2 separate regions of the Homo sapiens genome follow, and region 2 is linked to region 1. The links are chromatin loops, found by intact Hi-C in ENCODE. Cell type or tissue: ascending aorta. All regions are shown on one strand.

Region 1 (8,000 bases):
GAACCCAGGAGGGAGAGGTTGCAGTGAGCCGAGATGGCACCATTGCACTCCAGCCTGGGCGACAGAGCGAGACAAAAAAAAGTTAAAAGGGACAGAATTTCTAGAAGGTTCTAGAAGGATCCACCGCCTCCACACCCCCGGTCTTCCTCTTCAGCCACTCAAGGCCGCCTGCCCACCTTCAGCACAAAGCTGCCACTTAACATTCATGTCTGCTCCTTTTTAAGGCCAATTCACATCTTGTCTCACTTAGCAGGCATAATTTCCTTTTTGTGACTAAAAATTCCTCTTTTTTTACGAGATTTTTTTCCTCCTTCCTCTCAGCTTGTCATCAGTATTCTGTAAATAGCCCAAGACAGAAAGCAATTAATTCACCTGCAAGAAACAGGGAATTCCTATTCAGAGATTAGACTTTTGCCCTCTTTTTTAACTAGAAAGTTCTATAGAGAGAACCACCTGGGCTTCATTTGTATAAAAATGACAGTGATTTTCCAAATTTCAGATTCATCCCATGAAAAGGTCTGACATTTGTGCCCTGGCTGTGAAAACGAAAGTTCTCACCTGCAAATGGAAGCCTGTCCTGTTTAAACTACAGTCTAATGAGAATGCCACATCCCAGTGGATTTTTCTACACAAAAAGGAGAGAAAACCTCAACTTTCCTCATGAGAGCCTGAGAATACAGCTTTTTCTCTCTAAGCATTTTCCTCCAGTCTAGCTTTTCTTTTTTTCTTTTAGAGTTGGGTGTCTGGCTATGTTGCTCAGGCTGGTCTTGAACACCTGGCCTCAAGTGACCCTCAAGTCCTGGGATTACAGGCATGAGCCACTGCGACCAGATTTTTTTGTTTGTTTTTGAGACAGGGTCTTCTTCTGTTCACCCCGGTTGGAGTGCAGTGGCGCCATCATAGCTCGCTGCAGCCTCGAACTCCTGGGCTCAAGCAATCCTCCCACCTCAGTCTCCCCAAGTGCTGGGACCACAGGTGTAAGCCACCACGCCCAGCCAGGTGTAGCTTAAATGAGAGTCACTCTGCCAAGAAATGGCCTGGCCAGAGCACTGACTCCTCTGCTTCTGAGGAGGTGCAGCCCACCTCTCCTTTCCCAACCGTCCCATACCCAACCCTCCTGTCACCTTCAGCAGGTCATGGGCGGGGCAGGTAGCCCACCAATACCCCAAAAGCCAACTGCATGCATCTCTTCCCAGATGCCCATTCAGTGACACCATGTGGATGGCTTGGAGCCAGTGCGATGGGAGAATTCACGAGGCAGAGTCAGCGGGCCGGGCGCAGTGGCTCAGGCCTATAATCTCAGCACTTTGGGAGGCCAAGGAGGGCAGATCACTTGAGGTCAGAAGTTCAAGACCAGCCTGGCCAACATGGTGAAACCCTGTCTCTACTAAAAATACAAAACCAGCCGAGGTGGTGGGCGCCTGTATTCCCAGTTACTCAGGAGACTGAGGCAGGAGAATCACTTGAACTTGGGAGGTGGAGGTTGCAGTGAACAGGCCACTGCACTCTAGCCTGGGCGACAGAGGGAGACTATCTCAAAAAAAAAAAAAAAAAAAGTCAGCAGAATGCTACAAGTCGCCATTTTTGGAGTGAGAAGCGGGTACGGGTTTACCAGTAGATCACTCTTCTGGGGAAGCTCTTTGGTGCAGACCACAAAGGACCACCTCTAAGGTTCAAGTGATCCTCCTGCCTCAGCCTCCCAAGTAGCTGGAATTACAGGTGCAAGCCACCGCACCCTGCTAATTTTTGTATTTTTGTAGAGATGGGGTCTCATGGTATTGGCCAGGCTGGTCTTGAACTCCTGACCTCAGGTAATCCTCCCACCTCGGCTGTCCAAAGTCCTGGGATTACAGTCATGAGCCACGGCACCTGGCCCCTTGCTAATTTTTAAACTTTTTTGTAGAGATGGAGTCTCACTATGTTGCCCAGGCTGGTCTTGAGCTCTTGGCCTCAAGCAGTCCTCCCGCCTCAGCCTCCCAAAGTGCTGGGATTACAGGCATGAGCCACCATATCCAGCCCCAGAAGGGCAATTATTACACAGTGACAGTGGAAGGAACAGACACAGCCGGTGGGTGGTGGGAAGATAAGAGCATTCACTCTGATGGCTTCTAATAACATTAGAGATGTAAGCTTCAGCTGAGCAGAAGGGAGGGAGGGGAGGAAGCACAGGAAGTTTGAGGAGAGAGACAGGAAGTATGAAATCGCTGTTGCAAACTTCCTGGGGGAATGTAGAGGGGTTGCCGGGCAGCCCATTTGAAGTCTGTGAAATTAAAGTGAAAGCCCAGCCAGGCCGAGCACGGTGGCTCACGCCTGTAATCCCAGCACTATGAGAGGCCGAAGTGGGTGGATCACCTGGGGTCAGTAGTTCGAGACCAGCCTGGCCAACATGGTGAAACCCCATCTCTACTTAAAATATAAAAATTAGCCAGGCGTGGTGGCGGGCACCTGTAATCACAGCTACTCAGGAGGCTGAGGCAGGAGAATGGCTTGAACCCTTAAATGGTTCCCCCCAGCAAGAGTGACATGAACGAGCTGGATCTATTGCATCTGCATCTGGACAGCCAAGCCCCACTGGGAAAGCACACACTCAGCTAAACTTTCACTTTATTTATTCATCTATGTATTCATTGCAGTGAGCCAAGATCGTACCACTGCACTCCAGCCTGGGTGACAAGAGCGAAACTCTGTCTCAAAAAAAAAAGTGAAAGTGCAGCCAGATATTGTGGCTCACACCTGTAATCCCAGCACTTTGGGGGCGTTGAGGTAAGGAGGATTGTTTGAGGCCAGGAGTTCAAGAGCAGCCTGGACAACATGGCAAGACCTCATCTCTACAGAAAATTAGAAAATTAGCTGGGCGCAGTGTGGTGCATGTCTGTGATCCCAGCTCACAGGGAGGCTGAGGTGGGAGGATCGCTTGAGCCCAAGAGGTGGAGGCTGCAATGAGCTCTGCTCACACCACTGAACTCCAGCCTGGGCAACAGAGTGAGACTCTGTCTCTAAAATAAATAAATAAATAAGTAAATGAATAAATAGACGAATAAATAAAGTGATGCTTGACTGTCCAGGTGCAGATGCAAGAGATCCGGCCCATTTGTGTCACCCTTGCTGAGGGGAACAATGTCAGGAGAAATACAAAGGAGTTTTTTTTTTGTTTGTTTGTTTGTTTTGAGACAGAGTCTTCCTCTGTGGCCCAGGTTGGAGTGCAGTGGTGTGATCTCGGCTCACTGCAACCTCCAACCTCCCAAATTCAAGCGAGTCTCCCTCCTCAGATTCCCGAGTAGCTGGGATTACAGGCGTCCGCCACCACACCTGGCTAATTTTTATATTTTCAGTAGAGATGGGGTTTTGCCATGTTGGCCAGGCTGGTCTCGAACTCCTGACCTCAAGTGATCCACCTGCCTCGGCCTCCCAAAGTGCTGCAATTACAGGTGTGAACCACCTCGCCCTGCAGGAGTTGATTTTAATTATGAACCACGATTAAGGAAGGCAATGACCATATAGAGAGTGGCAGTGAGGCGTTGAGGCCAAGCAGAGAGTTCTGGAACGAGAAAGGAGAGGTCAGCCGGGAGCTGTCTGAAGTCTCCTTTCCGGGTGATGAAGGGTCCCAGGTGTGACCGCGGGGAGGGGTAGCTGAGAGGCACATTGGAAAAGCTCACTGGAGCTGCAGCTGTCCTGGTGCCCAGAGAGACTGGGAGTAGCCTGGCCTGTCCACATGGGTGATGAACGCCCTCGGGCACAAGACGGCAAAAAGAATGGAGAACACGGTCAACCAGGAGACCAGGTCCTCAATGGATGAGGAGGTACAAGCGGAAGACCAGCAGACAGCAGTCACCGAGAGGGTCAGCAGGTGACTCTGCTGCCTTTGGAAGAGAAATATCTTGGATGTGACCACAGGAAGCATGGAGGATATGGACCCTACCTTAGCTTCTGTGGTACATGGGGTATAAAAGGAGAAAGAGTCCCTGCACCAGACAGTGCCGGGGGAAGTGGGGTCCTGAGGGACCAGCGTGGTCAGAGGGAGCGGACCCTCCTGCACGAGACTGAGTGGCGGCTCCAGAGCCGATGATGTCATCAGAGGAGCTGGGGCAGGATGGGGGGTGAGGAGGAGGGTCCAGTCACATTAGGCAATGCACAGATCTCGGGGGAGGGCCCATGGCACAGAGGCTCTGTCCTTTGAGGGTGACTGAACCAACAAGGGGAAAGCCAGGCATGATGAAAATAGCCGTGGATGGCCGGGCATGTTGGCTCACGCCTGTAATCCCAGCACTTTGGGAGGCCGAGGCTGGTGGATCACCTGAGGTCAAGAGTTTGAGACCAGCCTGGCCAACATGGGGAAACCCCGTCTCTACTAAAAATACAAAAATTAGCCAGGCATGGTGCCAGGTGCCTGTAATTCCAGCTACTTGGGAGGCTGAGGCAGGAAAATCGCTTGAACCTGGGAGGTGGAGGTTGCAGTGAGCTGAGATCCGGCCACTGCACTCCAGCCTGGGCAACAAGAGCGAAACTCTGTCAGGAAGGGAAGGGAAAGGGAGGGGAGGGGAGGGGAGGGAAGAAAGAAAGAGAGAGTGGAAGAAAAGAAGAAAGGAAGGAGGGAGGGAGGGAGGGAGGGAGGGAAAGAGAAAGAAAAGAGAAAGAAAGGAAAGAAAGAAAGAAAGAGAAAGAAAGAATGAAAGAAAGAAAGAAGGAAAGAAAGAAAGAAAGAAAGAAAGAAAGAAAGAAAGAAAGAAAGAAAGAAAGAAAGAAAGAAAGAAAGAAAGAAAATAACGATGGATGACCTCAGACGGCCACAGGTGACATTTCAAGCCGTGAGTTTGAAGAGTGTGGGTGCTCCAGGCAACTGTGGGGTGACTGCTCCTCCTGGTGGCCATATTTGGCTAAAGCAAGTACAAGTCGAGACACACCTGGTGCCATCTCCTGAAAGCAACAGTAACCACGACAACAAGGCCAGGTGCAGAACCCAGGTCTCCCCTCATTATTGGAACCTGTGGAGAGATCATGAACCTATTCCCCAATAAGTTAATTTTCAGGGGTAAAAAAAAAACCAACAATCTCCCACAGTGTCACTTTTCCCAGGAACATGTGTACATGAATGGCTTAAAAACTGTTGCCTTTGACAGAGAAATGTACCAACCCCCAATTGTAGAATATTTAATTGAGGAAAGATCTCATTAACAGATGTAAGTGTAGAGTCTCAGCTTCAGAATTTCCCTTCAGTGTTTTCTTATAAAAACTTTTGAGGTGTGGGGCTTACACCTGTAATCCTAACACTTTGGGAGGCCGAGGTGGGAGGATCGCTTGAGGACAAGAGTTTGAGACCAGCCTGGGTAATTAGCCAAATGTGGTGGAGCGCACCTGTAGTCCCAGCTTCCTGGGAGGCTGAGAAGGGAGCTTCCCTTGATCCCAGGAGTTCAAGGCTGCAGTGAACTAGGATCACATCGCTGCACTCCAGCCTGGGAGACAGAGAGAGACCCTGTCTCTAAAAAATAAATGAATTATGAGGCATGAGAATGGTATGAACCTGGGAACCAGAGCTTGCAGTGAGCAGAGATCACGCCACTGCACTCCAGCCTGGGCGACAGAGCGAGACTCTGTCTCAAAAAAAAAAAAAAAAGAATTAAAAATTTTTAGGAAATGTTCAAACTTAATGAAAAGTTGAAAGAATTTTGCAGTGAACATCCATATACCCACCCCTGAATTCTACAATTAACATTTCATTATGCTCAGTTTATCATATAATCTATTCAACCATCCATCCCTCAAACCATTCAATTTTGAGGCATTTCAAAATGAATTGTGGCAGTAGCACATTTCACCCCTAAACACTTCAGCACACATATTATAACAAGACTCTCATATTTATTTATAGTCCTTTTTTCTTTAGATATAAAATATGCATATAGGTCAGGCACGGTGGCTCACTCCTGTAATCCCAGCACTTTGGGAGGCCAAGGCGGGTGGATCACTTGAGTTCAGGAATTCGAGATCAGCCCGAGCAATATGGTGAAACCCTGTTTCTACTAAAAATACAAAAATTAGCTGGGCATGGTGGTACACACCTGTAATCCCAGCTACTCAGGAGGCTGAGGTGGGAGAATCACTTGAACCCGGGAGGCAGAGATTGCAGTGAGCCGAGATGGCACCACTACACTCAGAGCGAGACTGTCTCAGAAAAAAAGACAGAAAGCACATAAGTCTCTTCCTTTTTGCTTCGATGTGTTCCTGAAGATCATGTTGCAATATGGATCATATTTTTCCAATGAATAAACTTGCAATCCAGACCAGAGACAGAGCATCATCTAAATCATGGCTTTAAATAATAACATAGCATAAAAGAAAAGAATCAAATATTCTAGGCTAGGCATGGTGGCTCATGTAATCCCAGCACTTTGGGAGGCCAAGGCAGGAGGATCACTTGAGTTCAGGAGTTCAAGACCATCATGGGCAACACAGTGAAACCCCTGTCTCTACAAAAATAAAATTTGTAATGAATATAGTAAAATGTACAAATCTTATGTATACCACTCAATAAATTCTAACAAATGCATGCACCCATATAACCCATATTTCCATCAAGACAGGACATCACCATCATCCCACAACTTCCCCTGTATACCTTCTCAGTCGATCCACTCCCACCTGCCAATCAGGCAACCACCGATCTGATTATTCCTGTTATAAATTAGTTTCAGCCTGTTCTACAACTTAACATAAATTGAATCATAAAGTATGGACTCTGGTGTAGCAGCATCAGAATTCAAAAAGCTACCCAGAGGCCAGGTGCAGTGGCTCACACCTGTAATCCCAGCACTTTGGGAGGCTGAGGCAGACAGATCACTTGAGGTCAGGAGTTCAAGACCAACCTGGCCAACATGGCAAAACCCCGACTCAACTAAAAATACAAAAATTAGCCAGGTATAGTGGCGTGTGCCTGCAGTCCCAGCTACTTGGGAGATTGAGGTGGGAGAATCACCTGAACCCGGGAGGCAGAGGTTGTGGTGAGCTGAGATTGTACCACTGTACTCTAGCCTGGGTAACAAAGTGAGACCCTGTCTCAAAAAAGAAAGAAAAAGAAAAGAAAAAGGTACCCAGGTGATTCTAGGCTGGGAACTTTTGCTCAGACCCAAGCCTGTTCCCAGGTTCCAGGTGACAGCAATTTGGCTCTGGTCTGCGGTCACAGCTAATTGGCTACAGATCTGTGACTAGATCTCAGGTCTCCTTGCTGTTCACCCTCTGTTTACTGTGCAACAACAGGGTTTCTTCTAGAAGAGTAGTTCTCAACGTTAGCACCCATTATATTCTCTGGAGGTCCATACCTCTGGGATAGGGCTCAAGAATCTGCATTTTTGGTCAGGCACAGTGGCTCACACCTGTAATCCCAGCACTTTGGGAGGCCGAGGTGGGAGGATCGCTTGAACCCAGAAGTTCAAGACCAGCCTGGGCAACATGGCGAGACCCCGTCTCTACAAAAAAAATACAAAAATTAGCTGGGCGTGGTAGTGCGCGCCTGGAGTCCCAGCTACTTGGGAAGCTGAGGTAGGAGGATCACTTGAGCCCAGCGGGTGGAGTTTGCAGTGGGCTGAGATTGCACTACTACACTCCAGCCTGGGCAACAGAGCAAGACTCTGTCTCAAAAAATAAAAACGAATTTGCATTTCTAATCAGCTCCCAGGTGATGATGAATCTACAGATTCAGGGTTTGCAGCTGAGAACCACTGTTCTAAAAGCCAGTTATGTAAAATTAGCTGGGCGTGGTGGCGGGCACCTGTAATTCCAGCTACTCGGGAGGCTGAGGCGGGAGAATCACTTAAATTTGGGAGGCAGAGGTTGCAGTGAGCCGAGATCGTGCCTCTACATTCCAGCTTGGGAGACAGAGCAAGACTCTGTCTCAAAAAATAATAATAAATAATAATAATAAAATAAAAGCCAATTGCAATTACTGTTGGATTTCCATTGGAAAGACTGTTGGAAACCAACCTGTCATTTCTTTTTTTTTTCTTTTT
Region 2 (8,000 bases), 320 kb before region 1:
ATGTGAGACGCAAAGGCACGACTTCGCATCAGTAACACACGAGTTTCGTTTTACTCCACGCCCGTGCAGAAGCTTGGGAGAGGTGATGCTGTTATTCCTCCTGTCTTACGAACCTCTCTCTTGACCCCCTACCTACTCCAGCCACTGCCCCATATACTGTTTTGCTTTGCAAAAAAACTCCTCCCTGGCTCCAACGCTCTCTTGCCCTCCATCCACTGCACCCCCACTCTTAACCCCTCCATGAAGGCTTTGCCTGCCCTACTCCAAGGAAACTGCCCCCCCACCAAGGCCCCGTGACCTCCAAGGTAGATTCTTTGTCCTCAGCCCATTTGACTTGGAAGCCACATTGGGCACAGTTGCTCTCTCTGTCCTCCCAGGAAAACTTTCTTCCCTCGGTTTCCTGGCCCCTAAATCTGCTTTGCCTCCTAACCTGCCGGCTGGTTTCTCCTGATTCCTCCCAGTCCCCACCAACCTTCTATCTTTAGGCCCCAGGGCTCGGACCCTGGACCTCTTGCTCTTTCTACTCTCCCTCTCGTGGGGAGCTCGTATGGTCTGATGGCATTAAAACCATCAATTCACCAATGACCCCTAAACTGATATCTCCAGGGTAGATTCCCCTTAAGCTGCAGACTTGTACATACAACTGCGTTTTGGACTTCTGCACCTGGATGTCTAGTTAGGTATCTGAAACTTACCATCTCCCAGAATATGAATTTCTGGACCTCCTCCCTGTACCTGCAAACCACCCCAAGGGACCTCTTCATCTAGTTAATAGCAACTCCACTCTTTCAGTTGCTATCCTGGGCCCAATCCTGGGTGATCTCTGATTCATCTCTTCCTCCATATCTAATCCACATGGAATTCATTAAATCTCTCCATATCCAACCCACATGGGAGCCATTAGATCCCTCCATATTTAACCCACATGGGAGAATCAGATCCCACCATATCTAATCTGCACGAGATCCATTAGATCTCCTATATCTAAGCCACATGGAATCGATTAGATCCCACCATGTCTATTCTGTATGGGATCCATTGGATCTCCCCATATCTAATCTGCATGGGACCCATTAGATCCCCTACATCTAACCCACATGTAACCCATTAGATCCCCCATATCTAATCCGCATGGAATCCATTAGATCCACCCATATATCTAACCCACGTGGAATCCATTAGATCCCCCCATACCTAACCCACACGGGATCAATTAGATCCCCCATATCTAACCCACATGGAATCAATTAGATCCCCCATATCTAACCCACATGGGATCCATTAGATCCCCCCATATCTAACCCACATGGAATCCATTAGATCCCCCATATCTAACTCACATGGAATCCATTAGATCCCCCCATATCTAACCCACATGGAATCCATTAGATCCCTCCATATCTATCCCACATGGAATCAATTAGATCCCTCCATATCTAACACACATGGAACCATTAGATCCCATCCATGCATAAATACATAATCCATCTGCAAGTCCCATTGGCTCCACTTTCAAAATGTATCTAGAATCCAACCTCCTGTGCTCCCATCCTCATCCAAGCCACCACCACCTGTCCCCTAGATTGCTGCATTAGCACTCCCTACGTCCACCTCGTCCCCACAATCTAATCACAGGAGAATGGCCCAAGGAAAAGCCTATGGGGGGGTGTCGGGTTCGTGTCTCTCCTTCTCTGTTCAAAACCCTCCAGAGACTCATGTCGCAGAGCAAAGTCCTTTCCAGGACTGGCAGCCCCCACTTCTGAACTCTCTCCTCTGTGCTCAAGCCACTTCTCCTGCTGCTGGTCTCCTTGATGTCTAAACACATAGAGGCATGCTCAGCCTCAGGGCCTTTGCACTGCTGTTCTCTCTGCTGGATGAGGCTCCCAGACACCCATGTGGCTCATTCCCTCATCTCCTACAGGTCTTTGCTCATCTGTCACCTTCTCAACGAGGCCTGCTCTGATCATTCCAACTTGAAATTCAGCCTCCAAGCCCTGTACGCTACCCCTCCTACCTCCATCAGGCTTTTAGTAGCACAATCTTCTAATATACCACATAGTTTACCCTAAATATTATGTTTGAAAGTTATCTCTGGCTAAGTGCGGTGGCTCATGCCTGTAATCCCAGCACTTTGGGAGGCCGAGGCAGGTGGATCACCTGAGGTCAGGAGTTTGAGATCAGCCTGGGCGACATGGCGAAAACCCATCTCTATTAAAAATAGAAAAATTAGTCAGGTGTGGTGACGGATGTCTGTAATCCCAGCTACTTGGGAGGCTGAGGCTGGAGAATCTCTTGAACCCGGAGGCAGAGGTTGCAGTGAGCTGAGCTCGCACCATTGCACTCCAGCCTGGGCAACAAGAGCAAAACTCTGTCTCAAAAAAAAAATAAAAAAATGCCAGGCGCAGTGGCTCACACCTGTAATCCCAGCACTTTGGGAGGCTGAGGGGGGCAGATCATGAGGTCAGGAGATCAAGACCATTCTGGCTAACATGGTGGAAACCTCGTCTCTACTAAAAAATAGAAAAAATTAGCCGGGCGTGGTGGCGGGCACCTGTAGTCCCAGCTGCTCGGGAGGCTGAGGCAGGAGAATGGCGTGAACCTGGGAGGCGGAGCTTGCAGTGAGCCAAGGTCACGCCACTGCACTCCAGCCTGGGCAACGGAGCAAGACTCTGTCTCAAAAAAAAAAAAAAGATAAAAATAAAAAAACCGAAAATTATCTCTTTCCTCCACTAGAATATAAGTTCCATGAAGCCAGGGTTTTTTACTTCTTCTTTTGTTCTTTTACTTTTTTAGAGACAGAGTCTTACTCTGTCACTCAAGCTGGAGTAGAGTGGTGTGATCATAGTTCACAGAAGTTTCAAACTCCTGGGCTCAAGTGATCCTCTCACCTCAGCCTCCTGAGCGGCTGGGACTACAGGCATGCACTACCATGTGTGGCTTTATTTTTAGTAGAGATGGGGGTCTCACTACGTTGCCCAGGCTGGTCTCAAACTCCTGGCCTCAAGTGATCCTCCCACCTCGGCCTCCCAAAGCACTGGGACTTCCCAAAGTGCCATCATGCCTGGATGAGTTTTTATTTCCTTGCTCCCTGCTGTGTCGTTGGTTCCTAGAACAGTGCCTGACACATAGTAGATGCTCAATAAACATGTGCTGAATGAAAAATCCATGCCATGAGGTGTTGGATAGACTTTAGAACCTGTGATGTGGTTCTGTCTCCAGCTCTGCAGGCAGGTGGCCATGCGCTAGTTTTTTACCCTCAGGAGCTTCTGTTTGCCATTATCCACAATGGGCGGAGCTCCAACAGGCATCTGCAGGGAGGTGAGATGAAATGGGCAAACTGTCTAGCACTGTGCTTGCTGTGTGGCAATATCTCTAGAAACGTGGGGGCCATGGCAGTGGCACATGTCTGTAATCCCAATGCTTTGGAAGGCCGAGGCAGGAGGACCGCTTGACCCCAGGAGTTTGAGACCAGCCTGGGCAACATAGTGAGACCCTGTCTCTACAAAAAATTTAAAAAATTTGTCAGACATGGTGGCACATGCCTGTGTCTAATCTGTATGGGATCCATTGGATCCCCACATCAAACCCACATGGAATCCATTACATACCCCCATATCTAATCTGCATGGACAGCTACTCAGGAGGCTGAGGTGGGAGGACAGATCTCTTGAGCCCAGGAGGTTGAAGTTGCAGTGAGCCATGATTGCTCCACTGCACTCCAGCCTGGGTGACACAGCGAGACTCCGTCTCAAAAAAAAAAAGTTTGTAAACTGTGAAGTGCTGGACAGTGACATGTGGATGGTGACCATGCAGGTCCTTATTTTGGGAGAATCTGCTTGGGTCTGGGCAAGTGAGCCAGGATTAAACCTGCTGGGGGAGGGGGAGATACAAGGAATGGAGCCTGGGGTCCAGAGCTAAAGTCAGGTCACCCAGTCCCTGTGCTGTTAGGTGGGTACCTCGGGGACCCCTGCATCCAACATCAGCCTGAACACGCTCCCTTTCTCCCTTATGCCTTGGGTGTTACAAATATCCCTGCCCAGATGAGCACTCCTTCTACCAGGAGTCTGCAGCTGGATTTCTTGGTGAAATTAACAGGAGATTCTGGGATGTTCTGAGAACCCCAACCTGGGTCCTCTGTGGGAGTCAGGGATGCCCGGGGGCTGTGGGATCCGGAGCAGCTCCGTGAGGCATTCCCAGCAGGAGGCCTGATCAGACCCTCAAGTTGGAGAGTAATTAACTTGCTTAATTAAAGCATGCAGGCATAGGGCTCCTGCGGGGACGCGCTGGGGGGCTACGTGACATCCACCCTAGAAAGAGTTTCATGTGCTGTGGGTACGGCACCATCAGGGAGTGGTGGGGAAAACTAATTAAGAAGCAGGTTTGGGGAGCACAGCCCTTGGGAACCATAGCCTGGCAGGAGGGCTGGGGGCCCGGATGCTGGTTGGGGCACATGGGAGGGTGCATGTCCCTGGAATGCCCCAGCCATGTGGGTTTGGGGTTGGAAGGGAGACAGGCAGTGCCTGCTGGGCTCTGTGGTAGGCTCTGTGGAGCTGGCAGGCTGTTTGGCATCTGCTTCATCACATTCTGTTCCTTGAAATGCCAGGGCAGCCCTCCTTCCTCCTGAACTACAGGACAAGGCAGCTGAGCTGACTGTGGGAGGTGGAGAAGGTGCCTGGGTATGCCGGAGCCTCAGGGTGTGAGAGTCACTTCCCTGGACCAGGAGGGTGGCTCCAGAGAGAGCCACACAGCAGCCAGCCCCCCACCCAGCACCGGACTCCTGCCACAGGCCACGTGCCCTGCCGGCTCCACCTTGAGACCTTGGTCCCCGCTCGTCCCTTGGGTGGGGACACTCCCTGTGCTCTGCCTGCCCTTCTGCATCTCCACAGAAGCCCTGACCACTGTCCCATGCTGCCATCTGCTGACCCCCAGGGCCCTTCCCTCAATGCTCTGCACGCCAGGGGCTGGGGGGCGGTGACTTCTCATGCAGATTGTAGCCCCTGGGGATGCACCTGCTGAGGCTGGCTGTCAGTCATTCACTCAGCAACTGTCCTGCATCTGCAGTGTACCCAGCTGTCTTGGGTACTGCAGATGGCAGCGAGGAAAACATTGTTTCTCCTCCTGCAGGAACTCCATCCTCATGGGCTGGGAGGGGCGGGAGAGGGGAAAGGGGAAGGTTGTGTCCGGTAGTGCTATGTGCCACATTAGGGTAGGAAGGTGGCATCAGGAGTGGTCAGGGAAGACCATTCTGTGCGGGGGGGGGGGCGGGGGGGGGCGGGGGGGGGCGCGGTTCATGAGCTGAATTGCATCCCTCCCAATTCATAGGTTCAAGTCTTAACCCCCAGTACTTCAGAATGTGGCTGCATTTGCAGATACAATCCTTAAGGGGATAATTAAGTTTCATTGGGGGTCATCAGGGTGGGCTCTAATCCAACAGGACTGGTGTCATTATAAGAGGTGAGGACATAGACACACATAGAGGGATGACCATATGAGGACACAGAGAAGACGGCTGTCCACAAGCCAAGGACAGACACACAAGTCCTGTTGTATCAATCTTGAATTTCTGGCCTCCAGAATGGTGAGACTAAACATTTCTGTTGTTTAAGCCCCGCAGTTTGTAGGACTTTGTAAGGGCGGCCCCAGGAAACCAACACAGGGATCTCTGAGTACAGGCTCTGGGCAATGGGAGAATGAGCCTGGGGGCTGCCTGGGAAGTGTTCCGGGCTAAGGCCTGAGGTGGGAGCTGCTGGGGTGTTCCGGGACCAGCCAGGAGGTGACTGAGGCTGGAGCTGGAGTCAGGCTGCAGGGAGGGGGGTGGAGGCTGTGACCTGCCTGATGGGTTCCTGGCACCTCAGGATTGCAGGGGCCAGGACCCAAGCAGAGGGATGCAGTCCAGCAAGTGGGTGAGGTGGGCGGGGCTCAGACACCAGACCAAATTGAGGACTACCTAAAACAGGTCCTGGGCGGAAGCCGCTTTCTATAAGACATGCCCATCCCTGTGCCATGTCAGTTTACCGTTGCTATGGCAACACCAGGAAGTTACTGCCCCTTTCCATGGCAACAGTCCTGACAACCAGGAAGTTGCCACCCCTTTCCTAGAAATCTCTGCATAAACTGCCCCTTAATTTGCATATAATTAAAAGTGGCTATAAATAGGGCTGCCGCACTGCCTCTGAGCTGCTGCTCTTGGCACACTGCCTATGGGGTAGCTCTGCTCTGCAATAAATGTTGCTGTCTAGGCTGGGCACGGTGGCTCATGCCTGTAATCCCAGCACTTCTGGGAGGCCGAGGTGGGCAGATCACCTGAGGTCAGGAGTTCCAGACCAGCTTGGCCAACATGGCAAAACCCTGTCTCTACTAAAAATACAAAAAAAAAAAAAAAAAGAAAGAAAGAAAGAAATTAGCTGGGCATGGTGGCATGTGCCTGTAATCCCAACTACTCAAGAGGCTAAGGCAGGAGAATCCCTTGAACCCTGGAGGTGGAGGTTGCAGTGAGCCAAGATCACGCCATTGCACTCCAGCCTGGGCGACAGAGCAAGACTCTATCTCAAAAAATAAAAATAAAAAACCCAAACAACAACAACAACAACAAAAGTTGCTGTCTAATGCCACTGTTTTGCCCTTGAATTCTTCCTAGTCCTAGCCAAGAATGTTGTCAGTCATTTACTCAGTAGCCATCTAGCCCCTGCAGGGCACCTGGCTGTCTTGGGTTCTGTGGACGGTAGGGCTAAGCCCCAACTTTGGGGCTCACCTGCCCTGCATCACAAGGAGAATATTCCCGGGAGACCTCCAGCACGAGGCCACTGCTGCATGCCCCAGGTGACTGTGGGTGGTTGAGGCAGCAGTGGCCCTGCCCATGTGAAGCCAGGTTCTGCCCAGAGTGTGTGCCTGCCTACATGTGCACGGCCTCAGCCTCACAAAATCTACCCGCTCACATTCATGGTGAGCCCTATCCAGTGGAAGAGCTGGGCTCCATGGACAGGGAGCTCCTCGGGGGAGGAGCTATGAGAACACAGGCCCAACGTGGGGTACAGGTTGGAGGATTGGGGAGCTGGGCAGAACAGAGCCTGGTACAGGATGGGGTTAGGCCAGCGGGGCCTACAGACAGGTGCTGGTTTAATCAGACTAAACCCTCTCGAGCTGCTTCCTTCCAGCCACAGACTGTTCTGTGTCCACACTGACCTGAGGCCCGGGTTCACCTTCTGGCCATGGTGGGGAGATGCTGGGCGCACCTAGGTCTGCACGGCTGCTGTCTGTGACCATGCCTTCTGAAAAACCCACCTTGAGAATTGTTAGTCCACACTGCACCTTTTTTTTTTTTTTTTGAGGCAGAGTTTTGCTCTTGTCACCCAGGCTGGAGTGCAGTGGTGCGATCTCGGCTCACTACAACCGTTGCCTTCTGGCTTCAAGCGATTCTCCTGCCTCAGCCTCCTGAGTAGCTGGGATTACAGGCACCCGCCACCACGCCTGGCTAAGTTTTTGTATTTTTGGTAGAGATGGGGTTTCACCATGTTGGCCAGGCTGGTCTCAAATTCCTGACCTCATGTGATCCGCTCGCCTCGGCCTCCCATAGTGCTGGGATTACGGGCTGAGCCACTGCACCACCCGGCCCAAACTGTACCATTTTGTAAGCCCCCTGCCATTTCGCAGACTTTGGTCAAAGTGAAACATCTCACGGGGGTTCGGGCGGTGAGGTGAGAAACAGCCCGCCCAGCTGCCTGACTTGATCACATTCTGTTGGGAAAAAGTCCGAGGAACATCACTATCTCATTCTGTGGGAACAAGGGTCAAACTGCCTCATCATGGGAACGTCTTATAAACATCTTCCCAGGCTGCAAGCCACACTGCCCAGACCCCTCCCGTGCATACCTGTAAGTACCGCAGCCTGTAGGTGATGGTAGGCACTGGCATTAAGCCGGTGCCCCACCTCTGTAGGTCTTATGCTGGACATAAAGCCTGCATTTGCTGTAGAGCCTCCACGCTCTTTCTTTAACCCTCAC

What was found. Peaks named below come from ENCODE experiments on the same cell type or tissue, not always from the same donor. Only the 100,000 strongest peaks of a DNase experiment are listed, where the experiment ranks them.
Region 2: a loop joins it to region 1, with 4 times the contacts of the local background. A loop is called at or near these places in 74 of 110 quality-filtered maps.

What each region holds. Positions count from the first base shown.
Region 1 is chr7:98,430,349-98,438,348 of GRCh38, reverse strand. No RefSeq gene overlaps it. Among named protein-coding and RNA genes, the nearest start is that of BAIAP2L1, 33 kb to the right of the region's middle. In ascending aorta, a CTCF peak has its summit at 4,876 (motif pointing left); a DNase peak (open chromatin) is centred at 4,858.
Region 2 is chr7:98,752,210-98,760,209 of GRCh38, reverse strand. No RefSeq gene overlaps it. Among named protein-coding and RNA genes, the nearest start is that of TMEM130, 110 kb to the left of the region's middle. RefSeq lists a silencer at 4,790-4,839 and enhancers at 5,200-5,727, 5,728-6,258. In ascending aorta, a CTCF peak has its summit at 4,915 (motif pointing left); DNase peaks (open chromatin) are centred at 4,569, 4,900 and 5,910; H3K4me3 peaks cover 776 bases; H3K27ac peaks cover 5,439 bases.